Regions from separate parts of the Homo sapiens genome. Here region 1 is linked to region 2. The links are chromatin loops, found by intact Hi-C in ENCODE. Cell type or tissue: endothelial cell of umbilical vein. All regions are shown on one strand. Links, peaks and the distances in the headings refer to the core of each region. The heading gives the core; the rest is flanking DNA.

The links. Hi-C counts contacts between places; a loop is a spot of excess contacts. Peaks named below come from ENCODE experiments on the same cell type or tissue, not always from the same donor. Only the 100,000 strongest peaks of a DNase experiment are listed, where the experiment ranks them.
Region 1: a loop joins it to region 2, with 9 times the contacts of the local background. A loop is called at or near these places in 10 of 110 quality-filtered maps.

Annotation. Positions count from the first base shown.
Region 1 is chr7:98,352,379-98,356,378 of GRCh38, forward strand. It overlaps BAIAP2L1 (BAR/IMD domain containing adaptor protein 2 like 1), which reads right to left. Exons shown (of 14, transcript NM_018842.5): 3 at 2,664-2,750. Among named protein-coding and RNA genes, the nearest start is that of BAIAP2L1, 47 kb to the right of the region's middle. In endothelial cell of umbilical vein, for the core only: no CTCF peak of the experiment used is centred there; a DNase peak (open chromatin) is centred at 2,293; H3K27ac peaks cover 548 bases.
Region 2 is chr7:98,413,591-98,423,949 of GRCh38, forward strand. No RefSeq gene overlaps it. Among named protein-coding and RNA genes, the nearest start is that of BAIAP2L1, 18 kb to the left of the region's middle. RefSeq lists an enhancer at 4,763-5,962 and a silencer at 5,332-5,492. In endothelial cell of umbilical vein, for the core only: no CTCF peak of the experiment used is centred there; a DNase peak (open chromatin) is centred at 5,471; H3K27ac peaks cover 1,596 bases.

The sequences.
Region 1 (4,000 bases), core at 1-4,000, 64 kb before region 2:
CACCTGTAATCCTAGCATTTTGAGAGGCGTAGGCGGGTGGGTCACCCGAGGTCAGGAGTTTGAGACCAGCCTGGCCAAGATGGTGAAACCATGTGTCTACTAAAAATATGAAAATTAGCCGGGTATGGTGGTGGGCACCTGTAATCCCAGTTGCTCAGAAGGCTGAGGCATGAGAATTGCTTGAACCCTGGAGGCAGAGGCTGCAGGGAGCCAAGATCACGCCACTGCACTCCAGCCTAGGTGATGGAGTGAGGTTCCGTCTCAAAAAAACAAAAACAAAAAATACCCCATAGATATATACATGCACATGAAAGAAATTTCACCATCACAAAATACTTTCCTCACTGAAATGAAAGTTCTAAGCCTGTGTTGTTTATACCAACATCGTTGCTGTGGAAATAGCTGTTTCAACATTAGGAACTCACGACTGACTCAAGTAAGGTGTGGAGCAGAAGTCTTATTTAAACAGTGGCAGGACCCATAAAACATTAAAAAGGCAAACTGGGTGTGGTGAGTCAGAGCACCATATGTTTTAATGTAAGGGTCACACATGTTTTCTTTCTGATGCATGACACCAATAGGATGTTTCTTTTTATTCATGCTATTTTTGGAACCCTATAATCATCTCAACGACTCCCCCAAATATCCTAGGTTTTGCTGTCTGCTTCTGTCTACATCCGGCAGCCTCCGTATTTTATTAAATTCATTGTGCTTAGAACAGAGTTACTACAGTTCAGTCCTCGCTGGCACATGCAGGATTATGGCACCAACCAGGGCACAAGCAGGATTTTGGAAAACTTCTGCATGTAACTGAGTCTATTAAATATAGCAGTACTGGGCTGGGTGAGGCCAGTCATCCTAGCACTTTGAGAGGCCAAGGCAGGGGGAATCCTAGAGGCCAAGAGTTCAAGACCAACCTGGCCAACACAGAGAGACCCCCTAAAATATATATAAATATATAAATATATTTATATATTTATATATATACACATATATTTATATTATGTATATTATAAATATACATAATATATATATTATAAATATATTTATATTATATATAAATATATATACATACATATTTATATTATAAATATACATATTTACATTATAAATACACATATATTTATATTATAAATACACATATATTTATAAATATACATATATTTATATTATAAATATATGTATATTAATATTATAAATACATATATATTTATATATGTATATTATATGTATATTTATAATATACATATATTTATATATGTATATTATATATATTTTTATATATATAAATAATATTATGGCTGGGCGCGGTGGCTCACACCTGTAATCTCAGTACTTTGGTAGGCTGAGGCAGGAGGATCACCTGAGGTCAGGAGTTCGAGATCAGCCTGGCCAACATGGCGAAACCCCGTCTCTACTAAAAATACAAAAAAATTAGCCAGGCGTGGTGGCGGGCATCTGTAGTCTCAGCTACTTAGGAGGCTGAGGCAGGAGAATTGCTTGAACCTGGGCAGCAGAGGTTGCAGTGAGCCGAGATCGTGCCACTGCACTCCAGCCTGGGTGACAGAGCAAGACTCTGTCTCAATAAAATAAAATAAAATAAAATAAAATAAAATAAAATAAAATAAAAAATTAAAAAATACATAGATCGCTTTCTCGCAGTACTGACTTATTCACTAACAAGGCATCACTTCCAGCATATGGTCTACCGTGTGCCTATGGCTTTATACGGAGACTGTGAGGACCCAGATCGCCTCTGCACCCAACAGCCCAGCTCCTCAACTCCACTGTCAGGCCTCTCATTTGTCCCTGTCTTTTATGGGTCAGTTAAGAGCTTCCCAAACAATCCTAAAAACCCTCAGGCCAACCCCATCGAGAAACCATGTGACTTGCCCGCACCTTCCCTTGGTGATGCCCCCACTCCTCTGCTTCCCCTTCCTACTTCTTAACTGGACATGGATGCACTTTTCTTTAAATACGCACACACTTTACCATGATTTTCCTCCGGTTAAGCCAGAAATTTTACCCTTTGTACAATAAAACATATTCAACAAGTTTTTTAAATGAGAGTGCTGTGTGGGGCCGTTTTAAAAGCCCACCTTTCCCTAACCCCCGACAGTGAAGTGTTCTATAAACAGAAGCCCAGATCCCCTCGGCAGCGGGCACTGCCCAGGGTGTAACCGCCCTCTCTGCCTGCACAGGAGAGCGATTCATACCAGCAGAACCGGAAAAATCACAGCTGAAAGCAACCAGGGAAGAGGCAAGGGCCAAGAGAGCAATGTAAAGGAGTCGGATTTTCTACTAGGTGAGTCACAGGAAACACTCTGGCCACAGCCCGAGGCCCCAGGAGGCCCGGCTCGCCCATCAGGAATGTAGGTCAAACTCCCAGCGGGAAGGGTGAGAGCCCAGGCACCCAGGGCAAAAGCTCAAGTTCCTAGGAGAACAGGGAGGCTGGCCAGAAAACAAGGCCTCCACTCGCCCTCCGGCACCAGTCCCAGCCCACCCTACGACTAAGCATCAATTTCCACAGACCGCGGTGAAGTAGAACCACAGCATGCTGGCCCAGATCTCTCCTCTGTTCTGGACTGGGCCATCCCACGCGTTTCTCTTGGGGTTCACAGGATGACAAGTGGGGTTTATGTATAAAGGGACAGATCGCTCACCCAGTTCAGTTGACACGGGGGACCCAGTGGCAATCTCACCGATCTTGGCCACTCCATCGTAGTAGGCTTTTCCTGCCAGGATCATAGCTAGACACAAAAGGTGACACACAAAATCGTCACTTAGACAAGGAAAGGAGGAAGCAACACAAGTTTTCTTCCAAACACCCCCTGGTCCCTTCTGGCTGCAGGAAGGTTTGGGCTGTGGCAGGTGTGGCTCTCAGGAGGTAAGACCTGTGTTGAGAGTGGTGCCGGGGTGGAGGCCCTCCAGCCAAGGGACAGCCCCATGAGATCCTCGTCTCTGACCAGCCCCGGGGAACCTTCAGCAGCAGGTGCTGAAAGTCCAGAGAAGGCTCAGCTTGCTCCTGATGCCAGTTTCAGAGTGGATGCGTTCCTAACGTTGAACTAGGGCTTTGCCTGGGCACGGTGGCTCACACCTGTAATCCCAGCCCTTTGGGAGGCTGAGGTGGGAGGAGTTTGAGACCAGCCTGGGCAACATGGTAAAACCCCGCCTCTACAAAAAAAAAAAAAAATACATAAATTAGCCAGGCATGGTGGAGTGTGCCTGCAGTCCCAGCTACTTGGGAGGCTGAGGTGAGAGGATCGCTTGAGCCCAGGAGGCGGAGGTTGCAAGTGAGCCGAGATCATGACACTGCATTCTACTCTGGGTGACACAGCCAGATATTGTCTCAAAAATAAATATAAAAAAAGAAGATACATCCTCTCCAGCCAGAAATCTTTTCTGAGCTAGTTCTTCTCCAGCACTCCAGGTCTGCAACATTCTTAGTTAGGAGTTGTGTGAGGTGGACTAGGAGCCTGGTCCTTTGATGGCAGTGCTTAATTTTTCTATTGAAAAAGGCATTTTGAGCCACAACCAACCAACCTATTTGTTGCCAGGAGAGAATATATGAAATTTGAAATATATTATCATTCCAAAAAGCAACACAATTGTCTGAAAAAATAACTGAATGCTCTACTTTTTCTTTTTTGGCAAAGACAAGAAAACTTTTATTGCTACAAGGTGGGTTCTAATTATCTTAAAAATAGTACTGCCCCCTTCGAACTGATTCTGAAGACTAAATTATAACTATGTAACCTCCAGGGGCAAATTACTTACCCTTTCTGAAACAAAGGTTGCTCATCCTTAAAATGCCCTAAGAATGTGAGTGACAGATGAACAAATGGAAGCTGCTAATACACTTTTTTCACTTTACAATCTAGGTTTGAGGGTATTGAAGATGTATGATAGAGACCCAGCCTGGTTAGTGTAATTTTGGAGAAAAGCATTTATTTGGAATTTTACTCTAAGATTGGTTTCAGACATAGAAATCAGTTTCTCC
Region 2 (10,359 bases), core at 3,281-7,280:
TAAGACGCCCTCACCAACTAAAAGGATGCATTATATGCATTAGTTATTGTATTTAGAGATTTTAAAATCTATATTTGCTCTAGCGTTGGTAAGGCAATATGCAGGCAGATAGGGGCAGACACTTTTTACTTTTTTTTTTTTGAGTTGGAGTCTTGCTCTGTCGCAAGGCTGGAGTGCAATGGTGCGATCTTGGCTCACTGCAACCTCTGCTTCCTGGATTCAAGTGGTTCTTCTGCCTCAGCCTCCCATGTAGCTGGGACTACAGGCGCCACCAACAGGTCCAGCTAATTTTTGTTAATTTAGTAGAGACAGGGTTTCACCATGTTGGCCAGGCTGGTCTTGAACTCCTGACCTCAGGTGATCCACCTGCCTCAGCCTCCCAAAGCGCTGGGATTACAGGCATGAGCCACTGTGCCCGGCCTCTGCCCCTTTTTTCTACAACAGGGGGCAGAGAGATAGAACCCTGGTTTTCTGGTTTCCTTGCAGGCAGGAGCAGCAAAACAGACACATTCTGGCCAGAGACAAAGGAAACGAAGGAGACAAGGAGACAAAGGTCTACTGAGAAGGCTGAAAAGTGAAATAGTGGAGGTTCTGGAAGGCTTTTCCTTCCTTCCTTCCTTCCTTCCTTCCTTCCTTCCTTCCTTCCTCTCTCTCTTTCTTTCTCTCTTTTTTTTTTTCAGGAAGTCTTTGTTTTTTTTTGCCCTCCTCATAACTTCCTAGAAAGCACATGTGGGCTGGGTGCAGGGGTTCACGCCTGCAATCCCTATGCTTTGGGAGGCTGAGGCAGGAGGATCGCTTGAGCCCAGGAGTCTGAGACCAGCCTGGGCAACATAGCAAGACCCCATCTCTACAAAGAAAAAAAAATAGGCAGGTGTGGTGGCAAGCACCTGTAGTCACAGCTACTTGGAAAGATGAGGCAGGAAGATTGCTTGAGTTCAGGAGTTCGAGGCTGCAGTGAGCTGTGATTGTGCTGCTGTACTGCATCCTGGGCAACAGAACGAGACTATGTCAGAAAGAAAGAAAGAGAGAAAGAGAGAGAGAGGAAGGAAGGAAGGAAGAAAAGAGAAGGGAAGGGAAGGGAAAGGAAAGGAAAGGGAGGAAGGAAGGGAAAGAAGAAGCAAGGAAGAAAGAGAGAAAGAAAGGAAAGAAAGAAAAGGAAGAAAAGCGAGGAAGGAATGAAGGAAGGGAGGGAGGGAGGAAGGGAGAGAGAAAAAAGGAAGGAAGGAGAGGGAATGAAAGGAAAGAAAAAGAAAGAAAGCCTGGGCACAGTGGCTCAGGCCTGTAATCTCAGCACTTTGGGAGGCCGAGGTGGGCGGATCACGAGGTCAAGAGATCAAGACCATCCTGGCCAACCCCGTCTCTACTAAAAATACAAAAATTAGCTGGGTGTGGTGGTGTGTGCCTGTAATCCCAGCTACTTGGGAGGCTGAGGCAGGAGAATCGTTTGAACCTGGGAGGCAGAGGTTGCAATGAGCCGAAATCACGCCATTGCACTCCAGCCTGGCAACAGAGTGAGACTCTGTCTCTGTCTCGAAAAAAAAAAAAAAGGAAAGAAAGAAAGGAGAGGAAGGAATGAAGGAATGAAGGAGAGGGAGGGGGAGAGAGAGGAGGGCGAGTAAGCAGATATGATGATATCATGCAAGAAGTAACCAACATCTTGTAAGCTGCTCTGAGCAACAAACAAGACCAAGCATCATCAAGTTGAGATTGGCCGAGTGGAGAGACACATCCTGAGCCTCTCACAGCATCTGTGAGCATGGAGTTTTCTGTTCCTTTCATCTAAAACATTCCCAAATGACCTATACTGTTCTTAAAACCTGGGAGAATTTGCCATTGTGTTGAATTCAACATATACACACAGAACAAATCTTCAAGTGAAAAAAATTCAAATGGTGAGAAATGTTCTCCTGAGACTTTTCATACATTTAAATTTTTTCATTTTGGGGATGACCATATTTTGAGATAAAATGAAAGATCACGGGCTGCCAAATTCCAGTATGATTATGGAGACCAAAGGAGGGAAATGTTATTAAAATTGGGGTGCTCTTGAAAAACCTATTGTCTGTGAATTTATGTCCTTAGGCCACTTTCCAAAAGCACTTTCGTTTCAACGTAATCAAAGAACATCATTTTACACCCACTCTTCTAAGAAATAAATTTCAGAATCATTTTTCAAGGTTGGAAAATAGGAACCTTGTCTAGAGAAATCACTTTGCTTTTGAGTCACTGTTACTGCAAGACTTCCCACAAAATAACATTGACAATATCCTCAGAAATCCTTGAATAGTATTCATGCATTATTATCAGCTAAAATGATGATTATCTTTGGGCTTGCAATGGAGCAAATAATTCTTAGATCATTTCTCTTTTTCAAAAAATTCTTAACCTGTTGTGGTAGCTCATGCCTGTAATCCCAGCACTTTGGGAGGCCGAGGAGGGTGGATTGCTTAAGCCTAGGAGTTTAAGACCAGCCTGGGCAACACAGTGAAAGCCTGTCTCTACAAAAATTAGCTAGATGGGGTAGCACATGCCTGTAGTCCCAGCTACTTGGGAGGCTGAGGTGGGAGGATTCACTGAGCCCAGGAGGTTGAGGCTGCAGTAAGCCAGGATCCCACCACTGCACTCCAGCCTGGGCAACAGAGCAAGACTTTGTCTCAAAATACATAAATGCATAATAATAATATATTTTTCTGACATCAAGAGTTGGTCATATATATATGTGTGTGTGTGTATATATATGTGTATATGTATATATTTTTTATATGTAAAATATATATGTATATATTTTTTTGAGACACAGTCTCACTCTGTCGCCCAGGCTGGAGTGCAGTAATGTGATCTTAGCTCACCACAATCTCCACCTCCCGTGTTCAAGCAATTCTCTTGCCTCAGCCTCCCGAGTAGCTGGGATTACAGGCGCGTGCCACCATGCCTGGGTAATTTTTGTATTTTTAGTAGAGACGGGGTTTCACTATGTTGGCCATGCTGGTCTTGAACTCCAGCGATCCTCCCACCTTGGCCTCCCATAGTGCTGAGAATACAGACGTAAGCCACTGTCCCTGGCCAAGATTCTTTTTCTTCTAGCAAAGGCTTTCTTCTGAACACAAAAGGAGCTGAGATTTTGGCTGTTTACTCATGGCAAAATGACAGAAAGTCATTTAGATCTTTTTTTTTTTTTTTGAGACAGAGTCTCGCTCTGTTGCCCAGGCTGGAGTGCAGTGGCACGATCTCGGCTCACTGCAAGCTCCGCCTCCCGGGTTCACGCCATTCTCCTGCCTCAGCCTCTGGAGTAGCTGGGACTACAGGCGCCCGCCACCACACCCAGCTAATTTTTTTGTGTGTATTTTTAGTAGAGACGGGGTTTCACTGTGTTAGCCCGGATGGTCTCGATCTCCTGACCTCGTGATCCGCCCGCCTCAGCCTCCCAAAGTGCTGGGATTACAGGCGTGAGCCACTGCGCCCGGCCAGAAAGTCATTTAGATCTTATTTGGTTTTGAAACATTTGGATATTGACACTAACAGGTGAAATATGTGGGCGTGTGCATTTTCCCCTCAGCTCTGACTGCTGTTTGCTTGTTGAATAGACTCCTGAGTCTAGAATCAATGGATTCTTCCTCCTCATAGGCACAGCAGCTAGGACAAAGAGGTCATATTTTTGCCTGGAGATGTTTCCAGGCCCTGATAAGCCTGACATTGGCTACAACAGGAAACCCCCTTCCCAATTCTGAGCAGCTGGAGGCTGTGGCCTCGGTTCCTGAGGACTCCTTGAAACGGGACAGAAATGCAAAGACAGTGTCCTCATCCTGGTGGGAAAACAGTAGGTCTGGGGAATTCACTTCATGTCTCAGTGATAACATCCCCTGTGACTTGGAGTAAGTCACATCACGGTCATGTCCCCAGCTCCCTCTGTCCTGGTCAATAGGAGTTGGAGGGAGCAGTGCTCCAGATGACCTTGTGGGAGTGGTGAGAGGCCACGGTTTTCCTTGGGGGCATTTCCCCAAAGATGTGGCTGCCACCTACCAGGTGTGACTTCAGGTGAGTCGGAGTAGCAGCCAGGGCTGCCTGAGTGGAGGTCGAGGGAAAGTCACTGCCTGCATCGGCTGTCCCCTCCTTCCCCTTCAAGGCTGCCTTTGATCTCTGCTGTCAACAGAAATTGCAGCTCATGCTGAAGTTTTCTGGCCTGGTCTTTCACCCCCCACATTCAGTCTGGTTGGTCAAGTCACGTGTAATTTCCACACCCCCTCAAAGGTTGTGCAACTACCATGCAAATGCATTTCAAGTTTAGCTACCTTTTTTTTTTTTTAAACAGAGTGAACTTTCTTTCTTTTTTTATTTTTGAGACAGAGTCTCACTCTGTCACACAGGCTGGAGTGCAGTGGCATGATTTTGGCTCTCTGCAACCTCCGCCTCCTGGGTTCAAGCGATTCTCCTGCCTCAGCCTCCTAAGTAGCTGGGATTACAGGCGCCTGCCTCCACACCCAGCTAATTTTTCTGTATTTTTAGTAGAGACGGGGTTTCACCATATTGGCCAGTCTGGTCTCGAACTCTTGACCTCGGGTGATCCGCCCACCTTGGCCTCCCAAAGTGCTGGGATTATAGGCATGCACCACCGCTCCCAGCCAGCAGAGTAAACTTTCTTGAATGAATTTTCTTACTATTTAATTTATTTAATTATTTTATTTTATTTTATGATACATGCAGTCTTACTCTGTTGCCCAGGCTGGAGTACTATGGCACCATCATAACTCCCAGCGGCTTTGAACTCCTGGGCTCAAGCGATCCTCCTGAGTAGCTGGAACCACAGCTGCATGCCACCACCCCTGACTTTGATTTATTTCTGCTGGCCCATTTCTCTGCCTCACAATGGTAGAGAAATGCCTGAGTCACAGATAGGCTAGGTGACCAGGGAAGCTTGGAAGAAACCCCACAGGCCACCCAAGCTCCCAGGCTACCATTTGGAGATCGTTGCTTCGGAGGAATCCCGGGTCAGGCTGCTGGAATCTGGACTCACACTTCCGAAACCTCAGTGTTCTGATCGATGCTTTACAAGCTGGCTTTGCCCACCTCTCCCATGGAACACCCTTCCTCCACTGGTCTTTTGAAATTATTGCTGTTGGTCTGATTTTGCTGCCTCTGCTACCAGACGGTAAGCAAACCCTGCTGTCACTTTCTTGCTGTGTGTCCTGGTAAGATGTTTCTCCACATTGAGCCTTTCCCCCTGCTTATTGGCAAAATGGGAATGAGACACTGTGAGTTTTACCCACATGGTATAGACAGAGCCTGCAGGGTACTGGGTATGGGTCTGGGGATCTGAGATGTCCCTTCATCAGCAGCCTTTATATCAGCAGCCACACCTCCTCTGTAGGGTTTCACCCTAGCTTAGCTCTCTGAGGACCAGGTCTCCCCTGGAGCCACGTCCTTGTCTGCCAGGGTGGGTTGAGGCATGACTCACTATGACCAGAGACTCACCCTTGAGTCACTTGGATCAGGCAGCCCAGGACGGATGTGACGTCATCAGCAAATACAAGCAGTCATAGACACAGGGGCAGCTCTGTTTGTCTTGGAGATAAACTCCACCACCCAGGCTGGGCTTTGTGGAAAAGGTGAAGGACACCAGGATCATAGGTATTAACTTCCTATGATGACATGTTTGTGGAGGGACCGGAGAATCTCAGGGTGAGAAAATCGCTGGGGATTGTTCTGTAGCGGAGGAAGGTGTGTCCTTGGCTACTGTAGGGAAAGGTTGCCCTTACTTTGAGGTTGTGTTCTTATCTCCTCCATGTCTCTAACTTTTATAATCCAACCAGAGGATCTTCTAATAAATACTCTGCCTCCTATTACTGTATGTCTCAGCTAAAAGACATATCCTACTGGCCAGGCGTGGTGGCTCACACCTGTAATCCCACACTCTGGGAGGCCGAGGCGAGTGGATCACTTGAGGTCAGGCATTCGAAACCAGCCTGGCTAACATGGTGAAACTCCATCTCTACTAAAAACATAAAAATTAGCCAGGTGTGGGTGGTACATGCCTGTAATCCCAGCTACTCAGGAGGCTGAGGCAGGAGAATCTCTTGAACCCAGGAGGCGGAGGTTGCAGTGAGCCAGGATCGCACCACTGTACTCCAGCCTGGGCGACAAGAGTGAAACTCTGTCTCATAAAAAAAAAAAAAAAAATAGACATACCCTACCCGGGGAAGGTAGGGGCGGCTTTTTAGCCCCGGAGAGCTCATTCAACCCCTAGCCCTGTGCCTGCCTCCCTCGCTGGATAGCAAACTGAAACCAGTCTCCCCCATGTAAACCCAGGGCCCCCATGGGGCCTGGATTTTGTCATTTTCTTCGGGGTCATGTAACTCTTGGTTATACAACAAGAGAGGTGATGGGATTTCCTTCTAGGGTGGTGAAAAGGTTTTGAACTAGTCAGAGGTGAGGATTGTACAACATTGTGAATGTACTGGATCTCCCTGAATTGTACATTTTATTTTACTGATTTACTTATCTATCTGTTTATTTATTTTTTGAGACAGAGTCTCACTCTGTCGCCCAGGTTGGAGTGCAGCGGTGTGATCATAGCTCACTGCAACCTCAACCTCCTGGGCTCAAGTGATCCTCCTGCCTCAGCCTCCAGAGTAGCTGGGACCACAAGTGTGCAGCACTGTGCCCAGCTCATTTTAAAAATATTTTGCAAATCTGAGGTCTTGCTATGTTGCCCAGGCTGGTCTTAAACTCCTAGGTTCAAGCGATCCTCTCACCTCAGCCTCTCTAGTACCTAGGACCACAGGTGCACACTACTGTGCCTGGCTAATTTTTTGATTCTTTGTAGACATGAGGTCTCACTGTGTTGCCCAAGCTGGTCTCAAATGCCTTGACTCAAGCAATCCTTCTGCCTTGGTCTCCCAATGTGCTGGGATTACAGGCGTGAGCCACCTTACCTGGCTGAATTGTACATTTTATTCTCTCTCTCTCTCTCTTTCTATATATATGTGTATATATATATGTATATATGTATATATGTGTATATATATATGTATATATATGTATATATGTATATATGTGTATATGTGTATATATATAATTTTATTTATTTATTTATTTATTGAGATGGAGTCTCACTCTGTAACCCAGGCTGGAATGCAATGGTGTGATCTCGGCTCACTGCCACCTCTGCCTCCCAGGTTAAAGCGATTCTCCTGCCTCAGTCTCCTGAGTAGCTGGGATTACAGGTGTGCACCACCACGCCCGGCTAATCTTTGTATTTTTAGTAGAAACAGGGTTTCATCATATTGCCCAGGCTGATCTCGAACACTGTCTCAAAATAAATAAATAAATAGTGTGCTAAGTCAATTTCTCCCTCTCCACACCTGTCCAGTCTTATTCTTCCTGAGTGTGCTATATCAGAGTTGTGGATGGACGAAAGGAGAGGATCGTGACAGGCAGCAGCCCTGGAGTTCCACTCTCCCCTGCAGGGAAGGCTAAGGGGCCTGCCTTGCGCTACGGTTTCATAGAACTGGAGTCCGTCAAACCTTCCTGAGCCCTAGCGGTAGCCTGGGAGTCAGGAGGGGCAGGTGTGTGGGGAGCTGCGCTGACTGCCCACTGCGTCCACTAGATGGCGCGCTGGCTGCACAGGTAAGCGCGTCGCACCTTCCCTGAGTGGGTCCAGCTTTCGGGAATCACCTGCCGGTATAGCCAGCACCTGTTAGCTGATCCCCGCCCCAGGTCTGCTGCATAGACGAGGAGACTGAGGCACGAACAGGTGAAATGACTCAACTGTTATCTTTTTTTTTTTTTTCTGAGACAGAGTCTCACCCTGTTTCCGAGGCTAGGGTACTGTAACGCAATCACAACTCACTACGGCCTCATCCTCCTGGGCTCAAGCAATCCTCCCACCTCGGCCTCTCGAGTAGGTGGGATCATAGGTGTGCATCATCATACCCAACTAATTAAACACTTTTTTTTTTTTCCAGACAGGATCTCTGTTGCTGGAGTGCAGGGGCACGATCTCGGCTCGCTGCAGCCTCCGCCTCCCGGTTCAAACGATTCTCGTGCCTCAGTCTCTCAAGTACTGGGATTACAGGCGTGCACCACCAACCCCGGCGAATTTTTGTATTTTTAATAGAGATGGGGTTTCACCATGTTGGCCAGGATGGTCTTGAGCTCCTGGCCTCAACTGAGCCTCCCGCCATGGCCTCCCAAAGTGCTGAGACTGCAGGCATGAGCCACCACACCCAGCTAATTTTTGTATTTTTAGTAGAGACAAGGTTTCACCACGTTGGCCAGGCTGGTCTTGAACTTCTGGCCTCAAGTGATCCACTCATCTTGGCCTCCCAAAGTGGATCACTTGTTTCTGATCTGTTTTAGAGGTATCTTTGAGAGCCTGGTGAACGTTACAAGACCCCTTCTTAAAAATTTTTTTGAAATCAATTTCATGGGCTTCAAGAACACCACAGGAATAGATTAAGAACATGTCCTTCATGTTTGCAGTGTATATGTTTAATTGGGCTTTGGCCAGAGGCAGTGGCTCACGCCTGTAATCCCAGCACTTTGGGAAGCTAAGGCAGGAGGATCGCTTGAACCCAGCAGATTGAGATCAGCCTGGGCAACATAGCAAGACCCTGTCTCTAACAACCCCCGCCCCGCCCCCCACCCAAAATTAGCCAGGTGTGGTGGTGCGTGCCTGTAGTCCCAGCTACTCAGGAGGCTGAGGTGGGAGGATCCACTGAGCCCAAGAGGCTGAGGTTGCAGTGAGCCATGATCACACCACTACACTCCAACCTGGGTGACAGAGCGAGACCTTGTCTCAAAAAGAAAAAAAAAAGGAGTTTACATTAGCTCTTAACTTTCAATTCCAGATGTGAATATAATAATGTAATCCATCCACTTACTAAAAAAAATATTTACTGAGCACCTCCTATGTGCTAGGCACTGTTCTAGGTGCTGGGGATACTTGCTTTTGTGTAGTTTACCTTTTAAAGGGGGAAGACAAGTGATAAAAATGGACAAACTGTAGTAGTCATTAGTGCTGTTCTCTAAATATTTCAAATACTCCCCCTTCTTGGTACATGGTAGGATTTTTAATTTTTCTTTAATTAGTAGAAAATTTTTTTTGGCTGGGCATGGTGGCTCAGCTCATGCCTGTAATCCCAGCACTTTGGGAGGCCAAGGCAGGTGGGCCACCTGAGGTCAGGAGTTCGAGACTAGCCTGGTCAATATGGTAGACTAAAAACACACAAAAAAATAGCTGGGCATGGACCTTTAGTCCCAGCTACTTGGGAGGCTTAGGCAGGAGGATCACTTGAACCTGGGAAGCGGAGGTTGCAGTGAGCCAAGATTGTGCCATTGCACTCCAGCCTGGGCACTGCAGCGAGACTCCACCTAAAAAAACAAAAAACAAACAAACAAACAAAAAAACTGCAAACAACAACAAAAAAAAACACCAAACAAAAAAACCCACAAATTTTTAAATTTTCTTTTCTTTTTTTTTTTTTTTTTTTAAGTAGTGGTGAGGCCTTGCTATGTTGCTCAGGCTAGTCTTGAATTCCTGAGCCCAAGCGATCCTCCTACCTTGGCCTCCCAAAATTCTGGGATTACAGGCTTGAGCCATGGAGCCCAGTCATGGTACAATTTTACTTCCTGCTTCTCTTATGGTTGGCTGAAATCATGTGACCAGTTCTGGCCAATGAATTGTGAGGAGTGGTGATGCCATACTTCAGGGCTGAGCGTTTAATTGCTGGTGAGAGGCCCCCTAGAGCTTTCCCTCTGCCCCAGGCATGAGAACTGGAAATATTTAAAATGAAGTCTGTTTAATCAGTATAGATCCCTGAGTCATGAAGCATGAGTGAGAAATAAACATTTTTTTACATCACTGAGATTTTGGGGTTTGCAGTGTATGTTACAGCAGTATAACCTGGCCTGTTCTGACTGATGCAACAATAAGAAGATCATAGAATTTTATAGATTGCTAGGAGATTAGAGCAATGGAGAAAAGAAAATGTTGAGCAGGATCAATGGTATTGCTGGGGACTAGGTGTGGTGGCTCATGCCTGTAATCCCAGCACTTTGGGAGGCTGAGGCAGGAGGATTGCTTGAGCTCAGGAATTCAAGACCAGCCTGGACAACATAGCAAGGCCCCATCTCTAACAAAACCCAAAAATAACCGGGCATGGTGGTGTGCACCTGTGGTCCCAGCTACTCAGGAGCCTGAGGTAGGAGGACGGCTTGAGCCAGGAAGGCTGAGGCTGCAGTAAGCTGTGTTTGAGCCACTGCACTCCAGCCTGGGCAACAGAGCAAGACCCTGTCTCAAAAAAAAAAAAAAAAGGGACGGAAAGGGTGGAGGGGAAGGAAGATGGAATGGTGAAGATGTGA